Linked DNA regions of Homo sapiens: region 1 is linked to region 2. Evidence: read pairs that join two places in POLR2A ChIA-PET (ENCODE). Cell type or tissue: GM12878. All regions are shown on one strand.

Region 1 (2,500 bases), 340 kb before region 2:
CCCCAAACTCTTCCAGCCTCCACTCATCACCAAGCTCCAAAGCTGCATCCATATTTGTGGTTCTTGGTTACAGCAGCATCCCACTCCTCAGGGCCACTTTCTGTCTCAGTCAGCTTAGGCCGCCATGGGGACTGGGTGGCTCAAAAGCAACAGGCTCCCAGTTCCAGAGCCTGGGAAGTGTGAGATCAGGGTGGTGGCAGGGTCAGGGTCTGGTGGGGGCCCTCTTCGTGACTGGCCAACAGAAGACTTCTTGCTGTGTCTCCCATGGTTAGGGTTGAGAGAGCATGAACATGCTGGTGTCTCTCTCTTTGTATAGGGCACCAATCCAAACATGAGAGCCCCACCCTCGTGACCTTATCTCCTCCCCAATGCAGCACCTCCAAATACCACCACATTGGAAATCAGGGGTTCAGCACGTGGATTTTGGGAGTCCATAGCAGAAATACACCCAATTTTTAAGTATCTGATACGTGCATTGGGAGTGAAAAAGGCTAGAAGCATTGTTTCATATATCTTTATTTTGTTATAATTTATCCTATTTTTTCGAAAGAGATCTTCCGCTTCTTTTTGTTTTCTGAATAATTTGGTCCTAAAGTCATGAGGTGGGCTGAGCAGGATAGGGTTCTATTCTGGCATGGACAGGGCAGTACCCTGAGTCAGAGGAGGTGCAGGAGTTTGAGCAGGGTGAGGGTCGTGCTCATGGAGGGGAGGCCTGGTGTAGAGGTGAGAGCTGGGGGAGATTGGGAGGCATCCTTTGGTGGGGGCAGCTGACTCAGATTGTATGTACCCCAGCAGGGGCAGGTGGGTACCCCACAGGGGGGCTGAACGCTGCAGCTCATGTCTATTCCTTATGTCTTTCAGGGTTCACCCAGGGCCCGAAAGCTTGTGTCTGGACCATTGAGAAAGACAACTGGACCGTTCTATGTGGATACGAACATGCAGGAGGAAGTCCATGCTTCCTAGCACAGGCCCTAGAATCAGAGTAAACGAGGTCAGAAGTCAGCTGCCCCACTGGCTGTGTGCCCTAGACAAGCCAGGGGCTCCTCTGTGCCTCAGTTACCTCACCTGGAAAATGGGAATCACTTTGGAGGGACCAACTTGTCCTGGTTTTAGCACTGAAATTCCCACTTTCCAGGAACTCCTCTCCCCTCCTTCCCAGTCCTGGCAAAGCCACCCTAAATAATCCCCACAGTGCTAGGCTGCGCTGAGAGTAAAGTGCTGAGCGCGGGGCAGTCACTTGGTAACAGGTAGTTACTGCTTTCATAATAATGGAAGCAGTTTACAGACATCTGCTTGGGAGAAAGTATGAAACTGTCCACCACCCACAGTCTGGAACTGCTAGGCTTTTAGTTTGTGGAGGCCTCGCCGACTGTCTCCTTCTCTTCTGCAGTTAGAGAAGGGCTGCAGGAGTGTTAGCAACAACTCAGCCAGAAAGAGAAACCAGTGTATTTCCTGTGATCAAGTCACACAGCCTAGGCTGCAACAGCGAGACAGCCAGTAGTTAAGAAGTTGGCTCTAAGACTGAGCAACCAGGAAGAGCTTTGGCTGTGGGCTAAGATGGAAACCACGAGCGGAAGTCAGACATAGCCCAGGGAGAAGGGGGCTGGGCAAGGCATTTACTCATTTAGAAATCTATCATCTCTCTCTCTCTGCCTACCTATCTATGTATCTATCATCTATCTATCTCTTTATCTATCTGTTCATCATTGATTCATTCCTTCCTTCATTCAAAAAGATGTCCTACATATGGTTGCTTCATATTGGTTGAGCTCAGTTATGTTGCTAAAAAGATTTTTTTTTCAATTTAAGAGGCATGGACATTTTGCAGTGGATTTCAGTGGAAAGTTGATGTTTGTGGGTTCAGAAGTCAGTCCTTCCCACACGAGCTCCAGGCCCAACACTTGCATCTGCTGGGAAGCAGGTTGCAAGCCCTGTGAATGCTTCCGGGACAACAGTTCCCTGTCTCAGCCTCTGATATGAGCTGTGCCATGGTGCACACTCTTGCAATGGGGTGGCACGAATATCGCAGTCAGCCAAGATCCTCTGCTATCCTAGAATTCCCAGGAAACTCCCCTTGAGAGCTTTAATCATTTGTTTGCCCTTCAATAACTGCTTATGGAGAAGTTCCCAGACTCACTGACACCTATCATTTTAGGGGACAGTTATGAATGAAAAACACTTTAAATTGACAATGATTGGGCTGGGCGCAGTGGCTCACGCCTGTAATCCCAGTACTTTGGGAGGCTGAGGCGGGCGGATCACCTGAGGTTAGAAGTTCGAGACCAGCCTAGCCAATATGGCGGAACCCCATCTCTGCTAAAAATACAAAAAATCAGCCAGGCGTGGCAGCGCACACCTGCAGTTCCAGCCACTTGGGAGTCTGAGGCAGGAGAATTGCTTGAACCCAGTAGGTGGAGGTTGCAGTGAGCTGAGATTGTGCCACTGCACTCCAGTCTGGGTGACAGGAGTGAAACTCCATCTCAAAAAAAAAAAGAAAAGA
Region 2 (2,500 bases):
GTCTCTATCGTAGAAGAACGAGGAAATCATCCACTGCCAGAGACAGTGCATTCACAGCCCAGTGGCCCCTCGCTCACTCTCCGGGAGTTGGCAGGGACCCAGCTCCAGGACTGCAATTCTGTGACCTTTGGAGCTGTGCTTCCTCCACTCCTGCCGGTGGCTGAGCCCTGGGTGGCTGCCCTCTGCAGCCCTGGTCGGCAGAGGCAATGCAGAGGCTGGCTGTTTTGTGACGGTCCTAGGTTCCCCACTCTCCAGCAGCTTTCAGGGGATGTTAAACATTCATTTACCCAAAAGATTCTAAAATTCCCCCTTGGCCCCTGATAAGCAAGAAACTTCCATGCCTCTCAAGTTGTTGACTGTGGAAAACGTTTGCAGACCTTTGAAAATGTGGTTTTTAAGAGAGAAGAATATGAAAAGAGGTGGTGGGCCTTAAACACTCATCCGCTTGACAAGAAACTCTCAAATCAGTACCAGTAACCAGTCATTATAAATCTGAATACTACTACTTCTTGTCTTTCTGGTTAGAGAAATATACAAACAGCTCAAGAAAATGGTAAATTATAAAGATGGAAGTGACTATTGAAGAGACTTGGTGAGCGTGTTGGAGTTGAAGGATCTGGTGTAGTTGGGGAGCTTGTGTGGGGTTTCAGGATTGACCTAGAAAGGTTGGGTGTGGATTGTAGGGGAAGAAAAACAGCTTTACAGGTGGGAGAACTGCCTTGAGTGCTACGTGCAGGGATGGGCATCTCCATGAAGGCACCACCTGTTGGGCTGGGGGGCTGTTGGGGCAGATGTAGCGTGTAAGGTGGGCTGGCCTTTGGGGGAATCTTTGTCAGGCCACAGCTGTTGGGGTCCACCTGATGACTATGAGGGCCCCTGTGAGCCAGGAGCAAGTGGGAGCCCTGTCCCGGTCCCTCTCCCGGCTTTCCTGGTGGTCCATCTCAAAGCCCCCGCCCCTGACTCTCGTGTGTAGTGGTGTCCAGGCCACTCAAGACTTAGGGCTTCTGAGGAGGCGGCGTCAGGGTCAGCTCTTAGTTCAGTGTCATAAGTAACAATATAAATAACTGCCGCTTACAGAGCCCTGGGGTATGACAAACTGCCACATACATTACCCCTGTGATCCTCACAGCAACCCTGCGAGTGCCCCTGTGAGGAAATTGAGGCTCGGGTCTTCGTTCCCCAGGCAGGGCTGCCACACACTCGAGAATTCCCTGTGGGTCAGGCTGCCTCCAGGGCCCCTACTCATCCTCTCTGTGCCTCAGGGTTTGTCCGGGTTTAATTACCTGAGTACAGTCCCAGCATCACCCTCAGAGCCTCCTAAACGCACAGATTTCCTGACCTAGCAGCTGCGATGTGCCTGGGCATGGATTGGCTTGACGCTGAATCCTGTGGGTTTCTTTACCTTTCAAGATAGATCAGAACATCACACCACATCAAAACTAAACTTTATAGTGCCTTCTGAAGCGCCCGTGTGCTTGAGCTCATGATATAAATGGCATCAACGAAACTGAAAGTAGTAGTGATTCTGTTGACCCACAAAACAGTTGAGTGATTATTTATAGCCTGCATTTCCCAGAATATTGTAAGCAAAACCAAAGCAAAATGTATTTGCTTACTTGAAATTGAACCAGAGGCTGTGAATTAGAAAGTGAGTCTTATTCTGTTATGTCATTTATAGAATGACACGGCACACCAGGTCACATTTAAGTTAGTTAAATGGAATGTTTAGACTTACCTTTGATCACTGCTGATTAATTGTATTTTTCTCGATGATGATGATAAAACCAGGGCTGGGAGGATAGTGGTGTTATAAGTGCAACCCTGTCCCTTCTATCTGCTGCTCCAGCTGTGGCCTAGCCTCAGGACTCAAGGCAAGCGTCTGCCCAAGCTGGTAGACAGGTGAGTCTGACTCCCAGCAGAGATCTTAGTGCGAGCTCTTTTCACCTGGACTGGGCCAGAAAAGAAACCTGAAAGCAGAGGCTTCCCGGAGAAGCTTAAACTGCAGGGGTCCCTGGAGCCAGGGGGATGGCAGCATTGATTTGAATGTGAGTGTGCCCACCCCTCTCTGGACACACAGGACTTAAAAGGAGAAAACTGGCTAGGCGCAGTGGCTCACGCCTGTAATCCCAGCACTTTGGGAGGCCGAGGTGGGCGGATCACCTGAGGTCAGGAGTTCAAGACCAAACTGGCCAACATAGTGAAACCCTATCTATACTAAAAATACAAAAAAAATTAACCAGGCATGGTGACAGGCGCCTGTAATCCCAGCTACTGGGGAGGCTGAGGCAGGAGAATAGCTTGAATCCGGGAGGCGAAGTTTGCAGTGAGCCGAGAGCGCACCATTGCCCTCCAGCCTGGGCGACAAAGTGAAACTCCATCTAAAAAAAAATGAAATAAAATAATCCTCAGTGGCAGACAGAAAACAAAGTCTGAAAAGCTGGAAGTATGTACTATGGGTGGGAAACTTGTTATTTGGAAAGTTCCAATTCTCCCAGTGTTA

Evidence for each region. Peaks named below come from ENCODE experiments on the same cell type or tissue, not always from the same donor. Only the 100,000 strongest peaks of a DNase experiment are listed, where the experiment ranks them.
Region 1: POLR2A ChIA-PET joins it to region 2 with 8 read pairs; 1 of 35 experiments calls an interaction of 5 or more read pairs at or near these places.

The regions. Positions count from the first base shown.
Region 1 is chr21:42,186,937-42,189,436 of GRCh38, forward strand. No RefSeq gene overlaps it. Among named protein-coding and RNA genes, the nearest start is that of ABCG1, 31 kb to the right of the region's middle. RefSeq lists enhancers at 1,161-1,400, 1,541-1,700. In GM12878, no CTCF peak of the experiment used is centred here; a DNase peak (open chromatin) is centred at 1,475; H3K4me3 peaks cover 322 bases; H3K27ac peaks cover 1,508 bases.
Region 2 is chr21:42,526,448-42,528,947 of GRCh38, forward strand. The region is part of intron 3 of SLC37A1 (solute carrier family 37 member 1); the gene reads left to right. It overlaps LOC107987299 (a long non-coding RNA gene), which reads right to left. Exons shown (of 2, transcript XR_007067878.1): 2 at 1-2,378. Among named protein-coding and RNA genes, the nearest start is that of SLC37A1, 14 kb to the left of the region's middle. In GM12878, no CTCF peak of the experiment used is centred here; a DNase peak (open chromatin) is centred at 1,474; H3K4me3 peaks cover 1,274 bases; H3K27ac peaks cover 2,331 bases.